3 separate regions of the Mus musculus genome follow, and all the other regions are linked to region 1. The links are chromatin loops, found by intact Hi-C in ENCODE. Cell type or tissue: heart. All regions are shown on one strand. Each heading gives the region's core, and the rest is flanking DNA. Links, peaks and the distances in the headings are about the cores only.

Region 1 (6,122 bases), core at 378-5,377:
ATCTCACTCTGTAACTTTGGCTGATCTAGAAATAGCTGGCCTCAAATTCACAGAGACCCTCCTGCCTCTGCTCCGAAGAGCTGAGATTGAAGGCACATGCTGCCATGCCCAGCCCCTTGAGAACTCCTCGGAACAGACTGGACCAAGGAAGAGTGCAATAACCTCCTCTGGGTTCCATAAAAAGAAGACCTAACACCTGTAACAGCGCCACTAACCTGCTTTTCAGTGACCAGTCCCCCAGTCACCAAGTGAATGTGTGAGGGGCCAACAGAATTCACAGTCCTTAAGACTCAACGCAACTCCCTCTCCTTAACTTGGCTCATTCAAATTCCTCTGTTTGTCCATCCATATCTGAGATGCCCCGTGTCTCTGCAGCCCCTCTGCCCCTGCAGGGTGGCCCTGAGAACCACCTACAGTTCTCAACTGTGCTCATTAACAACATGTATAACAATATTCAGAACTCCTCGCAACTGTATCCGTTCCCTACCTCTCCTTCCAGCAAGGCTTCTTTGAAATGTGTAGATCTCTTCAATCTCTCCTGTGTAGTCTACATAATAGTACATTGTTGGGGACTGGAGAGATGGCTCAGTGGTTAAGATCACTGACTGCTCTCCCAGAGGTCTTGAGTTCAATTCCCAGCAACCACATGGTGGCTCACAACCATCTGTAATGGGATCTGATGCCCTCTTCTGGTGTGTCCAAAGACAGAGACGGTGCACTGATATAAATAAAATAAATCCTTAAAAACAATACATTGCGTATGCATACATTCCTATATACACATATTTCCATGTACCTTATTATGTAAAGGTAAGAGATCTGGAAACAATGTTAGCAATTAAGATTGGAATCATGTAACTAGAGTTATAGATCAGATGGGACCTTGCTTTGCCTAGCATGCATAAATCCCCACCACTGTGTAAACCAAACAAGATGGTATAAGCCTGTATTTCCAGAACGGAGGCAGGATCATCTGAAGTTCAAAGCTTTCTTCGGCTAATGCAGTGATCTGAAGGCCAGCCTACATGAAACCCCACAACTGCCGAAATACCATTCAGGCTGTAAAACTCAGCACATGGATAGCACCGCCTGCCAAAACTAAAACAATTACCTAATTCGTCAAAGTCCAGAGATATGGGAAACTCTCTAAATGTACTAACCTTGCTTTTGGACTTCTGTGGTTTCTCTTCTGACTAATTGTTCATGTTAAGTATGTCAATCTAGAACATGTTTTTTTTTAAAAGATTTATTTTATTTATTATATGTATTTATGTATTATATGTATATACTGTAGCTGTCTTCAGACACCAGAAGAGGGAATCAGGTCTTGTTACAGATGGTTGTGACACACCATGTGGTCGCTGGGATTTGAACTCAGGACCTCCGGAAGAGCAGTCAGTGCTCTTAACCACTGAGCCATCTCTCCAGTCCCCCAGAACATTTTATGCTTAAAAGCTCACCCTGAGAAAGCCTTGCGGCTACAATGGGATCTTGAACAACACCCAGTGTAGTTGCTGGCTGGCTAATAAAGACTTTTTATTGGCTTAAATCCGTGTCTTAGCAGTCTCCTCTGGTGGCTACCCCACAATATTCTTAAAAAAAAGAAAGAAAAGAAAAAAAGCAAGGCAACAGAAAAAGATTAGTGGGGCTGGTTTAAGGTTACTTGGGACTGGGTTTCAGACCCAGCACCCACGTGACAGCTCACAACTGTTTGCAACGCCAGTTCCAGGGGATCCGGCGTCTTCATAAGACATCAGACATAAGTATGGTACATATACATACAGGTAGGCAAAACATTCCTACATATGACATTCCTAAAAAAGTAAAAATAAAAAGTCTGTGGCTGCCAGAGGAAGGAACGCTAGGACCACATAGAGAGACCTTATCTGGAAAAGCAGCAAACTGCTACAGCTTGGGAATTTCCTGAGAGGCAATTCATTTTGACATTGTAGGAATATACAAACGTGACCATCATGTTTCTGGCATGGGGTGCTCGTGACACACTTATTGACAAGAGAAAAACTGAAAACTGTTTATGGGAAGGCTGGGAATTTGTGAGCACCTATTTTTGTCTTGAGACTTTCACCTTGCCTATGTTAAATTAGCTTAAACATTTCTAATGTCAAGGTACCAATTCTATGCCAACATAGTTAAAATAGGATCAGATATAGATCCTGTATCTCTCATCAAAACACTAAAAGAATTATTTTTAATGGTGTGTGTGTGTGTGCCTCAGGAGACAAGAGGTGTTGAACTGCCTCAGAACTGGAGTTCCAGGCAGTTGTAAACCATCTGACATGGGAGCTGGGAATAGAACTTTCGTCCTCTGGGAGAACCATATACACTCTGAACCAATGAATCATTCTTTTAGGTCCAAATACACTCCCCCACACGCCAGTTTCTGAGTTTACTGTCCCTGCAGATTTAGGGACACAGTTTCAAGCCTAGGCATGTGGTAAGAAACCTCAGGACACAGCCAGATCCTAATTAGTGTTTTGAGTATGGACAAGTTGGCCGGCCCAGGAGAGATGATGGATGGAAGGTTCTTGAATCTTACAAAACATCCAGTTCAGGTCAGATGCACAGGTCACTCTGGGCTTCGGCTGCTTTCATTGCAGAAGGTGGAAAAGGACGGCCTCTGGTGGTTCCGCCCGACGATTGCTTCTTTCACCTTTTTTTTTTTTTTGGAGCTAAGGTCAGGCTACGACCCAAAGCCTTCTTAAGGCTAAAGAGTTCCGAGCAAGACGGGCCGCAGTCACATCCCCTCTTAAGACAAACGCGGAGGCAGGCCCTCGGAGTAGACGCATTTTTCCTGAGGTCACCCAGTAGAGAATTAAGAATTGAACATATGTCTTTCTGCACCATGGTTCTGACTCTTGAATGACTCCATTTTTTTTTTTTTTAAATAGACACTTAGGAGTATTCGCAGGAACGAACCATTCTGGGGTCCCAAGGCGCTAATAACCTGGTTCTCCATGGCGCCTTGATCGGACGTTTTAAGCCAAGAGCAAGGCCAGTCAGTATCCTCCTTCCGGGATACTTAAGCCTGTCACTCATAATGGTAAAACTCCGCCCGCCCCGGAGCATCTCGGTAAATGTAGTTCTACCTTTATTAAGACTGTGGGGTATAAGTGCTATGTAGAACTTCATTTCCCCGATGGCTGCGCGCTCCGTTACCTGAGCTAGAGCTGAAGGGCCGAAACCTTCATCTAAGATTTTTTTTTTTAAGTTCTTAGGAGGAAAGTGTGACAGCGAACTGAGGCTTTTGGCTGCTCGGCGGGTCACCTCATCTGGAAGAGCGGGAGGACAAGAGCTTGACGCCTATCGAACGACCCGACTTCCGGTCGGCGGACAAAAACCTAGGGCGCTTCTCCTTTAATTGCGGTGGGCGGGACGCGGCGACGCCACCGGCGTTGCTATTGGTGGCGATTGGGGGCGCGGAAACTGAACTGGCACAACTGCCGACCCAGCTATCTCTGGCACTTGGGGCACAGCTGGTCCTACCAGCCCGCTAGCCCCGCTATGGCTGCTCCCAGCCAGGTAAGTCCCTGGATAGTGAGCACCTGACTGGTTGGAACAATGGCCGCGAGAGAGGCGGATGGTGACGCGGGGTTCTAGGGTGACCTCCTCATCCAAGGTTACGGGGTGGATCCGGGCATTGACTTAGCACCCCAGGTGCCAGGCTAGATGTTAGACCACCAGGACGAAGAAATAAGTCTCTGCCTCTGGAATGTACGGCGTATTGAGGAAGACACCATCAAGGCCCGACCCTTGTCGTGGCCTGGGGCGAGCCTCGTAAGCTTGGCCTCTTGTGAGCAACAGGTCTTTTTTGGAGGTGACATCCTTTTCCAACAAGTAGAAGCAGTAGGCCATCGGGATGCCTGGGATAGCGGAAGCCTGCAGTGTGTCCAGGGCTCGATTCTGACCCCTCCCCCCACTCCAGAAAAGGACTTCAAATTGGTCCTTTAAATAAGAATTTGCTTCCACAGGGCCAGGTGGTACCTGATGCACCTGAGAAGACTTGGGTAGAAATAGAAACCAGACTTTTGAGTGCCGATTTGATATTCTGTTTACATTTAGCTCCACGCAGATTTTAGGGGAAACTGTTCAGGGAAGAAGGCATTGGGAAGGGGTGTCACTGATGGAGTCAGACCTGAATCTGCTTCTGCCCACTGAGCCTAGGATGGACACTTCCTCACCCTTGTGTTTCTGAGAGGCTCTGGTGAGGACAGGAGAGGGAATGAGCCCTTGCTCCTTAGTTGATTCTTACCCCTGAACTACCAGGCCATCTGTTAAAAGGCGTGAACCTGCAGGTGTGCTTGGGGGTGGAGCTGGGCACTGGGCCTCACCTTTGTTTGGGGTAGAGCTTTGTGGAATAGCAATGGCTTCGCTGTATCATAGAAATATCCTTTCCCAAGCTGGGTTCCTTGGAGCTCTTCAGGTGGTTTGGTTGTGTGTGTGTGTGTGTGTTTTGTCGTTTTGTTTTTTTTGTTGTTGTTGTTTGCTTGTTTTGTTTTTAATTTTTGGTGTTTGAGGTGGAGGGAGATAACTTACTATGGTCTTGGCTCTCTTGGAATTTACTGTGTGGACCAGGCTGGCCTTGAACTCACAGTTCCACCTGCCTCTGCCTCCCAAGTGCTGGGATTAAAGGTGTTTGTTCCCCACACTGGGCCCATATTTGATCTGTTTGTTGTGGATTTATTGATTCGTCTGATCGTTTGTGTGGTTGTGTGTTTGCTGATCGTGAACCCTTCCTTGCTGTACTCATTTGTCCTAGCAGTTTATAGTGGATTCCTTAGAATTTTCAACATACGAGATCATGATTTGAGTGCTTTTAACGTCTCCTGGTTATAGGAAGAGTCTTAGTTCCAGGGAGGACCTGTTATCTCGTTATAACCATTTGACCTTGCTTTTTTTTTTTTTTTTTTTTTCCAGGAGGACCCCTCACTGGAGAGACATTTTAAGGGCCACCGAGATGCAGTCACCTGTGTGGACTTCAGTCTCAACACCAAGCACTTGGGTAAGAGAAGGCCTCAGGATTCTAAACTGAGACGGCTGAGTTTCTCACTGGGAGACGTGGTGTGGGGATGCCAGATACAGCAAGGACATGCTGCTCTTTCTAGCCTTGGCTTTGCTTCTAGCTGCCAGCCTTCTGGATGCTGGGCTCAGTAGGCTCCATAAGCTCCTTTTGCATGTGAAGAGTATAATGACAACTGTCTATAGCTCCAGTCCCAAGGGGCCTGACGCCCCCACACAGAGATACTTGCAGGAAAAACACCAAATGCACATTTTAGAAAAAGTATTAGAGACATACTTGTGTACACACTCAGGAATCCCATAATGACATTAAATTGGAATCTATAGTATGTACCGCAGAGGACCTGGGTACAGAGCCATGCAGGCTCTGTGCATGCTGGTAATGCAGTCTTGAAGAGAGAAACTAGGGCCAGGCATGGTGGCATGTAGCTTTAATCCCAGCACTAGGGGAGGCAAAGGCAGGTGGATCTTTGTGAGTTCCAGGACAGCCAGGGCTCCACAGAGAAACCCTGTCTCGAAAAACCAAAAAAGGAAAAAGAGAGAGACAGAGACAGAGACAGAGAGACTCTTTTTTTTCCTGTACATTCTAGCTACATCTTCAGTCTGTCCTGTGGCATGGGCCTCAAACTGGCTGCTTTTGAGTCTTCAGTTTGATTGCCAACAGTAAAGCGGCACATTTTCTTGTTTCAGAGGCCTGCCAAGTGAAAACGACGTTGAGTAGGGTCTGTCTCCTAACTCCATACCACTGCCCCTTCCTTGGACACTTTGGGGTTCCTAAGCAGCTTTCCTGGCTGCTTTGTTCGTGGCTTCAGCTCACCTCTTTGTCCAGATGCTGTGTTTTGCTGTAATCAGAGAAGGAGCTGAGGCCATTTTTTTGTCTTCTCCTTGGGCTTCCTATTAAGTTTGGTTCTTTCTTTTATTTTTACCCTGTCAGTCTGTCTGTTTGTCTATCTAGCTATCTATCTTTTGGTTCTTTGGGACAAGGTTTCTCTGTGCAGCCTTGCATGTCCTGGACCTCACACTATAGACCAGGCTGGCCTTGAACTTACAGAGGCTGCTTGCCTTTGCTCTCAAGTGCTGGAATT
Region 2 (6,122 bases), core at 785-5,784, 110 kb before region 1:
AGTTGCTGAGTGCTGGGATTCCGTGTGTATTCTACTACACCCAGTGCTGATCTTGGCTTGTTTCACCTTAAAAAAAAAAAAAAAAAAAAGTATTTATTTTATGTATGTGAGTACACTGTCAATGTCTTCAGACACACCAGAAGAGGGCATTGGATCCTGTTACAGATGGTTGTGAGTCACCATGAGGTTGCTGGGAATTGAACTCAGGACCTCTAGAAGAACAGTTGAGGCTCTTAACCCCTGATCCATCCTGTTTATGTCATCTTTAAAAGCAAAAACAAAGCCCACTCTACAGCCCTGGCTGGCTCCCACCTCCCTAGTATGAGAAGTGGGAGCCACCACACAAAACCTGGAGCGTTTTTTTTTTGTTTTGTTTTGTTTTCTTGGTTTTTGTTTTGTTTTGTTTTTTTAAGTGACACAGTCCACTCCTAACTCCAGCTTTCCCTCTGCCCTGGAACTAGCTAACCATTTTGGGTCACTTTCAAAGTCTATCCTTTAAGGCAGTGATAATACTGGACTAGAAGCCAGGCAAGCCCACTATAGCAGATCAGGGAGCCGAACCAGCAAGTGAATCCAAGTGACCATCGAAAAATATGAAAAAAATTACTTTTTTTTTTCCATTTTAAAAACAGGATGCGGGCTGGTGAGATGGCTCAGTGGGTAAGAGCACCCGACTGCTCTTCCAAAGGTCTGGAGTTCAAATCCCAGCAACCACATGGTGGCTAACAACCATCTGTAACGAGATCTGACTCCCTCTTCTGGAGTGTCTGAAGACAGCTACAGTGTACTTACATACAATAAATAAATAAATCTTTAAAAAAAAAAAAAAAAAAAAAACAGGATGCTAAATCTTGGGAGGGAGCTTTAACAGTGAAGTCTAAAGAAGGTACAGGGTATAGTTTTTTGTTTGTTTTAAACATTTATTTATTTTTACTATATGTAAGTACACTGTAGTTGTTTTCAGACACTCCAGAAGAGGGAGTCAGATCTCATTACGGATGGTTGTGAGCCACCATGTGGTTGCTGGGATTTGAACTTTGGACCTTCAGAAGAGCAGTTGGGTGCTCTTACCAACTGAGCCATCTCACCAGCCCCAGGGTATAGTTTTGAAAGATACCTTTCAAGGCTTTTTTTTTTTTTTTTTTTTTTGGTAGAGAACATTTTGGTAAATTAAGACTGTTGTTACAGTCAAATTTGTATGTTAAAACAGACCCCTCCAAACACACACACACACATACACTGGCATCTCCTGGGTATATTTGCTTCCCAAATGCTGATATAAAAGAACAGCTTTGCCCAGGAATTAGGAGTCAATTTACCCTTAATAACAGGTTCTACCTAGAAGAAATTACACAAATTTGTAGTCACAGAACAGCACCCCCCCAAAACAAATTCAGTATGTTGATCAATTATATTTGTGAAAATATCAAGTAGATGGGCCACACAGCAAAGCTGTATAGTAGGGAAATTATAGATTTCAGGTGATGTTACAGCCATCTTAGCTTTAGGGTGAATGAAGCTAAACTGAATGATGTCTCTCGAGAAATTTATTAGGAGAATGTTGGAAGTTAGAGTAAATGGCTATTTAAAGTCTAAAGCAAGGCCACCTTAGAAGGCTCAGAAGGTAAAAGCATGTGTGCACGCACTCACAGACACACACACACACTAGTTTTTAAAGAGGCCTAAAATAGTTCCAGATCCTTTGCCTACATTTGATGTCTCCACAATTGCGATGTTGTAGTCAGCCAGTCTGCAGGATCTTTATTGTAGATGCTCTTCAGAAAACTTCAGTTCCCACAGCAAGTCGGGCACATGGCACCAGATCTGTCCTTGCTATCTCAAGCTCCATAGCAGCCTGGATCACCTGGATCACCTAAACTCAAAGGCAATCACTGGGGATTGAGTGCAACCACCTGTGGAAGGTTTTTCTAGAACAGATTTGCAATTTGGAAAGTTGCCATCCATTCAGGTTTCACTCAAACTGGTTCCTTCCCTTCCTCACACCCCGGAACAGATTGTAGCCAGGAACTCTGCCCTTTGTCAGGAGACAACTGCAGTACAAACTTACAATCTTGTCGTTTTCCCTCAGCCAACCACTTCCAGTTCTATCTAGCTACCTTTTTTCTTTAACCTAAGAACCTGAGATGCAACCCCCCCGCACATTTTTCAAGAAGGCTCCATTTTTTTCTCGTGTTCCATTTCGTCGTTTGTCAACCCAGGTTATAAGGGACTCTGGTTGTCATGCCTTTGCAATCACCTGCCAGTGAGTGAAATGTCCCTTCCTAAGGTTCCCCCTCCTCCCGCACTAGAAGTTAGGGATCTTCATGCGCTTCGACTCTCATTAAATTTTAAAAGAAGTTCCAAGCTTCTGAAGTTTAATATAAACCCAGTTGAAAATGCCACTTAAAACTTCGTGCAAGTGTATGTTGTACATCACTCAACTAACAAATCGAAGCCTCCTGGCTCGGCCGTGCAGTGGTTAAGTCAGTCGGTGATGGGTTCACCTGATTCACACCCACACACGAGCAGGCCTCTCCGCCAGGTCCTGCGGCCTCAGAGACACCAGCGTCTCCCCGGGGCTTGAGAGCACCCACAAAGGCACTAGCCCCGAGGCGACCTCAAGTCCTGCCCTCGAGAGAGAGGGTTTAGATGCTCCACGCCCGCAGGTTCACACCCCAGAACCGCGGGCTCCAGCTCCGGGGCCTCAGCAACGGGAGGCCGCCCCGCTGACGTCATCGTCCCGCCCCCCCTCCCCCAGCTCGCGCCTCCGTTCCCTCCCCGCCCCCTTTCCCGGCGTCCGCCGCGACACAAGCTCCTCGCCCTCTGATTTTGCTTCTCCCTTCAAGATGGCGGACACAATGAGCCGGCGGAGCGCCGGTTGGCCCTGAATTGACTCCGGAGAAGAACGGTCAGCGAGGTCCCGTCGTCCGGGCGAGAGAGCGTCGCCTGAGGAAGAGGACGCGGCAGCCCCACTGTCAGCCGTCCTTCGGTTCGTCTCCAGCGCGGCGCCCGCACCGCCGGGGTTGGCCCTGAGCAGCCCGCCCGATCGCTCGCCTCTCGGCCCCGCCCCGGCCCTGCGCCGCCGCTGCCTTCAGCAGCAGCAGCCGCCGCCGCCATGAAGCTGACCGACAGCGTGCTCCGGAGCTTCCGCGTCGCCAAGGTGTTCCGCGAGAACTCAGACAAGATCAACTGCTTTGACTTTAGTCCCAATGGCGAGACGGTCATCTCTAGCAGCGATGATGACTCCATCGTGCTCTATGACTGCCAGGAGGGCAAGTGAGTGTGATAGTGGCCGAGTTCCAAGTGCCCCTCTCCTTCCCTCTGTCGCTGGTCCCCGACTGAGCCCCCACCCCCAACCCCAGGCATGTGGTGCAGGCGCTCTTGCCAGGGCCACCTCCATCCCGCAGTGCTGCAGGAGATCCTCTTTAAGATGATGATGGTTCTTAGTTCATGTGTCTTTGCTCTCTTCCGAGCGCGCTTTTCCCGCTTGCCAAACCCCACCTTGACCTTGACCTTTAAACGCCATGTCCCTGCACCCTGCAGCCGGACGGATAGCCCTTTCCACTCCCCTGGCGACTGTCAGAATGTGCGGGTGGACTCTGAGCTCGATGCAGAACGGCAGGAGCTGTGTTCTGTCCATCAGTGGCGTCCAGCTCTCTGCCTTCACAGCAGTGACCTGGATTCAGCCCTGGCACGGTGCCCGCCCCCTACCCCTCAGCTTCCCGCGCGGCTTTTCTGCAATCAAGCCCCGCGGGATGCAGTTTTTAAGCTGTCAGGATTTATCGATTGTGCCCATGTGAGCTTGCTGTCCTTTCCCAGTACCAATACCCAGGCTTACAGTTAACTTACTAAACAGACTCTTGGAAACTTTTCTTTGCCAGACTCCTGAGAACTTGGCCGCCCCATTCTGGTCAGAATGTGAGCTCTCTTTAAAACAAAGAAAGCATTCCGGAACAATTTAGTGTTTCCTTTTGCATTACAAAAAAAACCCAAGTTTGGCCGCTTAGCCAGTAATCTCAGCATTTGGGCGATAGAGGCAGTCAGACCCTGAGTTCTGGACTTCATAGCAGAGAGACCCTGACTCAAAACAGTTAAAAAACAAAAAACAATAACCGCCAGATTGTGGTTTGCTTATAGTTATCAAAGTTTTGGAATTCTGGAACTGGTTATGGAAATTATGTTAGTTGGAGAACTTGTGTATCTTTGCCGTTTTCATAGCCTGGGTGTGAGGAAGACATTGCCTGTCTCATCTCTGGAAGTTCAAATCCTCGATAAGTAAGCAGTGACCTCTTTTGTAGCAGAAACTAGTTTAGGCTAAATTTGATTCCCTTTGTCAACTTCAGCTTCCTTCCTAAGCAGGAGGTGTTTAGTTTAATAGCTACTGTTTTCGACATTATGTTAAAGTTACCTGTTTTTGAATCCTTGGCTTTTTCTCTCCTTTTTGCAGCTGTTCTCTTTGTTTATTATTTTTTTCAAATAATAGTTTTCTTTTGGAACTTGTCTCTGAGTTTATCTAAAGTAAAGCTATTGTAGAATGAGCTGTATATGATATTGTCCTTGATGGGTTTCCTCGCTGGAGCTCCAACAAAGTATTACGTAACTGTCGTTGGACTTGAGCTTGCTGTATGTGGGAGAGTTTCCTACAGTGGTGATCCTGGGGAAGAGAAAATTACTAACTGGACAAATAGTTATTTGAATTGATGTTCATATTTGTGTATTGATTATTATCATACACTGGTCTGACTATTTGATTCTGTTTGGAACTACAAGTAATTTGAAATTGGTTTGTCTGACATGTTTGGTGCAATACATAGCTTAGAATCTCCCCCCCAAATCTGTAATGGAAATGCATATCCTATTCAAAGGAATAAAACACTAAGACTGAAAAAAATGTTTATTCAGGCATGTAACCTTTTTACATGATTACAAACTTACAGAAAGTTACAATGCTCCAAAGAACTTTCTTGAAAAAAGAACGTGTCCAGCAGTGCCTATAATTTCAGCGCTTGGGAGCTGGGGGTGCGAATCCAAGGCAGCTTGAACAGCTGTCCCAAAAAGGAAATGTAAGGGCTGGAGATGGCTACAGGCACTTGCTCTTAGAGAGGAACAAGTGGACTCCTACACCTTGTAACCATCTGTAACTAGTTCCAGGGGATTTGACCCCTAATTCTGATTTCTTGAGAGATGGCTCAGCTGTTAAGAGCACCTCTTCCACAGGTCCTGAGTTCAATTCCCAGCAACCACATGGTGGCTCACAACCATCTATAATGGGATCCAATGCCCTCTTCTGGTGTGTCTGAAGTCAGCTACAAGGGTACTCCTATAAATAACATAAAGAAGTCTTCATAAAGAGAGAAGTTTGTGGGGGGAAAAAAGTCCAGGAGCTAGAGAGATGGCTAACATGTGGTTAAGAGCGCATGTTAATTTTGCAGAGAACCTAGGTTAATCAGCAGCACCCACGTGGAGGCTCACAATTACATTTAACTCCAGTTGCAGGGGATCTGATGTTCTCTTCTGGATTCCATGTGCATCAGACCTGCATAGGGTGCCCATATATACAAGCAAGCAGACAAAATGCTCATATACATAAAATCAGTAAATGTAAAAATATATATGTATAGAAGAATAATCCAATAATTCCAACAGTAGAAGAAAATAACTGTTTCTTTGGAAGTAACATCTTTATTAGATAATACCAGTAGTAGAATTTGGGTATTTGAAAATAGCTAAAACACAGCTGATTTTTGTTTGTTGTTTTTAAGATACTACACCCCACAGTGGAACTTTGTCTGTAGCTATAGTGCTGGTTGGCTTCCAACAGCAATCCTCTGGCCTCAGTCTTGGCTTAAAAGGATTTTTTTTTTTTTATTGAAAGTAGTTTTTCATGCACACGTTCTCTGTGTACGTTTTAGCTGTGTGTGAGCTTGCTGTGCATGTATAGGTAGAAGACAGCGTGCAGGATTGGCTGCTTTCCTCCCTTCCTGGGAGCCCAGGGGGTGAACTGTGATTATTGAGCTTGGCGGCAAGTGCCCTTAGCCTCCATCTAACCAGCTCACCTGCCCAGGAAGAGGTTGTGAAGGGCTTTGGTTTTGTTTGTCCATTAAATGTTAGAATGTGGCTCA
Region 3 (6,122 bases), core at 785-5,784, 590 kb before region 1:
CAACCTCGTGCTTGCATGAGCCAGTCCAGCATGCTGACATCACCAGTTGAATACCAACAGGGATGGGCAAAAGTCACACACTCCCATCCTTAGATGAAGAGCCACAGGTGGCAGTGGCTTCTGAGAGGGAGAAGCAACTTCTTCTAGGGACAAGCTCCTGCATAGGTTGTCCAATTCTAAGTGGTCAGCCCTGGGTACATGTGGGCAATGCTAAATGGACCCAGAGGTTGTATATACATGTGTGTGTATGTGAGATATATATGTATATCTCACATATATAATGAGTTTGGAAAGGAATATGGAAGGAGTTGGGCAGTTGAAGTGATGAAGATGCAGTATTCATGTATGAAGTTCTCTAAAATCTTAAATTTTCTTACATTTATACAATGCTTTTGGTCATATTTGCCCACCACTACCCTCCTGTTTCCTTGAGTGCCCATCATCCCATTGTCTCCCTAACGTAATGTCCTTTGTTTGTCATTAATAACCCTGCGTTCAGTTAGTGCTGCCCGCATGCCCGTGGGTGTGCATCCACTGGGTTGTGGGCAGCCCATCATCCAGTGGCCACTTTGATAAAGGAGCGCGACTCCCTGCAAAGGATGTCTTCTGAGTCTAAATAGCACTGTTCTCAGGCTTGGCTAGCTCATCTGTGGTTCTTCCCCGCCTTTCCCCACCTGTTTCTTTGATTATATCCCTTAGGTGTAAGAACAGCACAGCTGGAGATGTGTCAGTTTGGCTCCCAGCACCCATGTAGAGCAGCTTACCCAGCTCTAGGGCATCCAACACCGTTAGCCTCTGAAGCCACCATACTCATGTGCGCACACTCACCATGGACATATATACATATAATTAAAAATAAACCTTTTAAAAAAATCATTAGATTGGCAACTACTTCTAAGCCCAACCCTGGCACCTTTTCCACAAAGGGTCAAACATGTTAAAAGCCTTTCTTTGTGCTGTTTTGTTTGGGGCTGGGGTGGTATGTGTGTTCCTGTGTGTGTGCATGCCCATGGGTGCTCATGCGGAGGCCAGAGGACATGCCTGGTATTGGTCCTCAGGCACTGTCAGCTTTGGTTTGAGATAGCTGGCTGGTAACAAGTGGCCAGTGAGCTCCTGGTGTCCTTGCACCTGCCTCTTACTGTGGGGTCTTGGGATCCAAATTCAGGCCCTCAGTGCTTACATGGCCAGTGCTTTATTTAAGTGCTGGGCCCATGCCTTAGCTTTCATGGTTATTCTTTCTACTGTTACAGATGGGCGTTTGTATTTGATAAAGCAGTTAATAAGCATCTTAGTAAGGATCATTGACTACCTAGGTTTTGTTCTGATTTGTCTTCTACTGTGTCTTGTTTGGGAGAATACTTTGCTGGTCGGTAACTCCAACAACAGGCATCAACAACAGGAATTCGGATTAAATAATTCAGATTTTCCAACTGGAGCCTAGCTCTAGTGAACCTTATAGAAAGCAAGATGTGGCATGTTCTAGATAAAGCAGGAGTGGACAGGTACTGACTGTAGCTTTCCATTCCTTGTGGTCACAGATTCCTCCATCTGTGTAGATAATCGGGAGGCAGCCATGCTCTGCTTACTGAGTAGAGGCAGTGGGATGAGTGGCACAGATGAGCTTGCTTCTATTCCTAAGTGTGTGTGTGTGTGTGTGTGTGTGTGTGTGCGCGCGCGCGCGCGTGCGTGCATACCCATATACATATCGTGCATCCAGAAAATGTACTTTAGAAAGCAAATGTGTTGTTCATGTGGCAGGGATGCTTGCCCATTTTTACCGCCCACCAATTTAGGCTCTGCCTGTCTCTGCTTTGGAGTCTGGCACAGCACGTAGGCAGCTTTGTGTCTTCAGTAAAAGTAGAGCTGAGTGCTTACACAAAGCCTTGCTATGGGCTCGCCCTCTGGCCATCTGTCTTGATTGCCTGTGGCAAGAGTCCACACCCTTTCTGTTACAGACCAGCTCCGGCATGTTTCCTCAAATCCACAGGTAATCCGGAGGCACGGCATTCTCGGGGTGGCATCTCATCTGTCTGGCCAGCCCCTGCGCCTAGCAGGCAGACTCCTCAATCCCATGTTCCTCTCTGCCTCGCTCTACTTGAAAGGCCCAGGAGGGAGCTTCAGAAGCAGCCCCGACTCCTCTCATCATCATCTTGAGTTACTTAGGGGCGGCCTGGGAGTCCCGGGCGATTACACCACCAGGGAGTTCATGGACAGTGGTATACATTCCACATCTCAATTCCTTGGTGCCCCAGCCACTTGGCCACTTCAGATTCACAGGAGAAGCTGAGCCTCCTCTGTATCAAGGGCACCGTAGAGAAGGAGAGATTCCCTGTTTAAACGCCCTGAGGATTCTGTCTTCCCACTTGATCCTGTCTTCAAACAAAGCAGTTTCTAAAATTGCCTCTCGAGTGTGTCGGTTAGTGCCGACACCTGCCTTTGCAGTCGGAGCTGGCTGCAAATTTGTCAAGCCCGGTAGGATGAACACTTAAGCCTCTGCCTCAGAAGGCAGAGAAGAAAAGCATTTTCTTCTATGGCTGTTCCTCCCTCCCTCGCCATGACAGTTTTTCATTTTTCTTTGATGTTGGGCTCTGGCATGGAGACACACAGTATCTTCTGGTGACCCCATCCTATGGCTTGGCCTGCCAGCTTCTAGACAGATTCCCAGATGCTGGGCCCCTTTTGTCAGTTAGCTAGCTGCTGGGCACAGTGCCTCAGAATATCACCACCTTCCTGCTAGGATGGCTGGGTGGAGACAAGCAAAGACAAAGGCAAGGATGCCACTATTTCCCAATACAGCATGCCAGGCCACAAGCCCCCGTGAAGGGAATGGGAAAGGGAGGGAGGCCAGGGGAGCCGGAAGATGCTCAGTCACTGGAATGTAGAAACTGGGGATTTCAAGTGAACAGAGGCTCTGAGCCCCCAGTGAGGAATTTCTTTTTCCATCACTTAGAAAACCCAAAATTCAAAACTAACAGCAGTTACAGTGAGCTAAGCCTAGGTGCACAGCCCTCCAGAGTTCCTTGAAGCTGCCACACCTGCCTCAGCCCAAGTGTCAGTCCAGTCAACTCTAAACAGTGCCAGGCACCCGCAGCAGGGGGCGCCCTACTCCTCTTGGACTAGCTTCATGGCCGCTTTTCACTGGACTTCAGGAAACATTTGCTGCTGGACAGTTCCCCGGCTCGCTTCATGGCTGGAGGGAAGCCAGAGCCTCCAGGCAGGAGCTTCTCAGGGGTCCTTAGCATCCAGGCTGGGAATGCCTGCCCAGTCCAGATGATCACACAGAGGGCACACACTCCAAGGGAGACACACCAAGCCTCCCTAATGCTAATGGGGGTCTGTCTAAGCATGAGCCAGGTGATGGTGCTTGGTCATGGCCTACAGCTGGGTGTTAGTTCAGTCGCTTACCAAAGAAGTGCTCCTAGCTACCTGATGGCTCCGTGGGCCAAGAGCTTGCCACACAACTTAAGGACTGGAATGGGATCCCCAGAACCCATTAAACCGGGTTCTGCAGCCCTGTAAGTCCAGCATGGCACGAGGTAAGATGCTATCCCTGAAGCGAGCCTGCCAACCAGACTTGCTAGACCATCATGCTGCCTCAGGGGGGGGGGGGGGACTGTGCCCCGTACAGGAGGAGAAAGACGACACCTGACTCAGGCTTCTTCATGTGCATCCAAGTGTACACGTTCATGCACATCACACACAGAACGGGGAAGTCATTGATACCGTGGTCGCAACCATCTTACATGCTATCCTTAAAATTCTTTAGCAAACGTCTCTTAAAGAACATTCTCTTCTACACACCAGGAAGCCCATCCAATCAAGTATTGACCATACTCAAATCTCCCCAGATGTTTCCAAGTCATGGTTATATTAGCCTTGTCTTTCTGTTCTAGGATCCAATTAAGGTTCAGAGAATTCGGATTAGCTTCCCTGTCTTCAGTTCTCTCACCCCAAACAAAGCTCATCTTTATCCCTTCATCCATGATGCAAGACCTACAGTCTAACAGTTCCACACCCTGGGGTTGCCGAGCGATGATGGCCTCATTAACCTCTAGTCAAGCATTTCTGGCAAGAACTTCACACAGGTGATGACTGTGTGTCCCACTCTGTCACCTCAGACGATACAGACTGCACATAACACCCACACCTCGGAAGCCATGCAGCACCAGCTGTACACACCCAATAACTTGAGGTTGGCTCCTGGATCCCACAGTGCACGCTAGAGACCCGACTCCCCAAAGCTGGACTCTGACCTCACAGGAGCTTATGCTGCTGTGCGTACCATACATACAGCGATACATTAGATAAATCACTCCGTGCTTCTTTCTGGACTTGCTGTCCGAGACTAGGCTCGGGGACTCAGGACATCTCACCCTCTAGACATGACACTGGTAGGGGGCCTTGTTTTGTTTTAACCGTGGTTTTGCTTCCCTGGAGGATCTCCATTGTCTTGGGCTGGGCTTGGTCTTTCCTCACCCGATCCCGAGTGTGTCTTGGGCACCAAGAAACCCCAGTTCCTTTGAGTACACGATGCTGTTTAAAAAGCAAGATCTGCCCACTGGGCATACTTGCTGCTACTGGAGTGTCCCATTGGGTGCTTTGTTTCAACAATTGGACTTTTCATTTAAAAGAGGAAAAAAACCTCTATTTGGTTATTGCCAGATCTACTTGGTCATTTAAAAACCATCTCTAGTTCCCTCAATTCATATTTTAATATGCTGTAACAGATTTCTGACTGCTAAAGTGGGTGAGGGGAGAGAGAGAAAGAGGAAGAATTGAGGAATCAGGAGGGTTTCACATCTACCTAAAACGTCACACCCAGCACATGGAATGAACATACCTTCGAAACTGGCGTGGGGGCGGCTTCAGATCCCTAGAGCCGAGTCTGTTGCACTTGGCTTTGAGGTTGACCGGTGGATACTTGTTTATCCCATCTAGAAAGAGAAAAGGCTCCGATAAAGCTCTCCGTTGGTCTGTCTGTTCTGTACAGTACCACAGCAGTTGCCAATGTCCATCCAAAGATGGTCACAGGGCATGAGAAATGTCCCAGAGAAGTCCCCAAACCAAGTTTGGGAAAGAAGTCTCTAGTGAATATGTTGGTGAATTCAAACAACTTTTCATTAAAATGCCTGTAGCTCCTAACGTCGTCAGCCATTATGAAACGCAGGCAGTCCTAATAACGCTCTTGCCTTTGATAGGAGCTCATTAGAGTTTATTTTTTGTTTTTGTGGCATATCCAAGTGCGAAGGGAACAGGGTAGTCCCTTTATGGTCTTTATGTTAGCAACACACTACATGCCTTTGGGTTCAATTCACCGATTCACTTCATTTGGAAGAGTATTAATTTTTCATAACAATAAAGCATGCTTTAATCCATTTGAAAATGCAAAGCTTTTTTTTTTTAACAGAGAAAAATTTTTAAATGTGTTATGCATGCCTGAAAGCGTGAAGTCAAAAAGATTTGTTAAGCAAATACCTTTCTGGAAAAGCCAGGCCTGGTGTCAAGTACTTACAATCCTGGCACTGGGGAGGTGACAAAAAGATAGGATTTACTGGTGATGCTGGGTTATACTGGCCAGCCAGCCTAGCCTGCTGGACAAGTTCTGCATCACTGGGAATCTCTGTCTCCAAAGGACGGTGCCTGAGGAGTGACACCTGAGGCTGTCCTCTGGCTCACACATGTACATGTGGCACATGCATGCACACATGCGCGCGCGCGCGCGCAAACACACACACACACACACAGAGCCTCTTGCTGGTTGAGTAGGTTCTTCCAACTAACAGGCATGTCCTGGACTACAACAGGGCATATGTTCAAAACTGCTCTTACAAGAAGGGCAGTATGCTCTACCATATGGCCTTCAGGGTTTTTGTCTTACATAGGAGTTTTGTTTTGAGGTAGGGTCTTACTAAGTGGCTTGGGCTGGCTTACAGCAATCCTCCTGTCTCTGCCTCTCCAAAGCAAACATTACAGGTGTGTGCTGGGCCCACCAGATCTGGCTTGGGGTTTTCTTTTCTTATTTGAACAGTATGTAGAAGGTTGCTGACTCAGCAGCTTTGCCTCCCTTAGGGAATGTGCTGCTCTGAAGTGGACCATGTCCTGCTGTCTGCTTTGTGGTCGTG

The links. Peaks named below come from ENCODE experiments on the same cell type or tissue, not always from the same donor. Only the 100,000 strongest peaks of a DNase experiment are listed, where the experiment ranks them.
Region 2: it touches region 1 in a loop (4-fold over the local background); 6 of 42 quality-filtered maps call a loop at or near these places.
Region 3: it touches region 1 in a loop (4-fold over the local background); 2 of 42 quality-filtered maps call a loop at or near these places.

What each region holds. Positions count from the first base shown.
Region 1 is chr9:106,277,917-106,284,038 of GRCm38, forward strand. Poc1a (POC1 centriolar protein A) reads left to right here and starts at 3,145. Exons shown (of 11, transcript NM_027354.2): 1 at 3,145-3,540; 2 at 4,936-5,020. The coding sequence starts at 3,523. In heart, for the core only: a CTCF peak has its summit at 2,635; DNase peaks (open chromatin) are centred at 2,705, 3,095 and 3,345; H3K4me3 peaks cover 2,225 bases; H3K27ac peaks cover 1,798 bases.
Region 2 is chr9:106,168,104-106,174,225 of GRCm38, forward strand. It overlaps Wdr82 (WD repeat domain containing 82), which reads left to right and starts at 2,826. Exons shown (of 9, transcript NM_029896.1): 1 at 2,826-3,276. The coding sequence starts at 3,116. In heart, for the core only: no CTCF peak of the experiment used is centred there; DNase peaks (open chromatin) are centred at 2,808, 3,288 and 3,618; H3K4me3 peaks cover 3,608 bases; H3K27ac peaks cover 2,065 bases.
Region 3 is chr9:105,690,873-105,696,994 of GRCm38, forward strand. It overlaps Col6a6 (collagen, type VI, alpha 6), which reads right to left. Exons shown (of 37, transcript NM_001102607.1): 36 at 4,841-4,934. Among named protein-coding and RNA genes, the nearest start is that of Pik3r4, 51 kb to the left of the region's middle. In heart, for the core only: a CTCF peak has its summit at 3,088 (motif pointing right); a DNase peak (open chromatin) is centred at 3,129; H3K27me3 peaks cover 1,441 bases.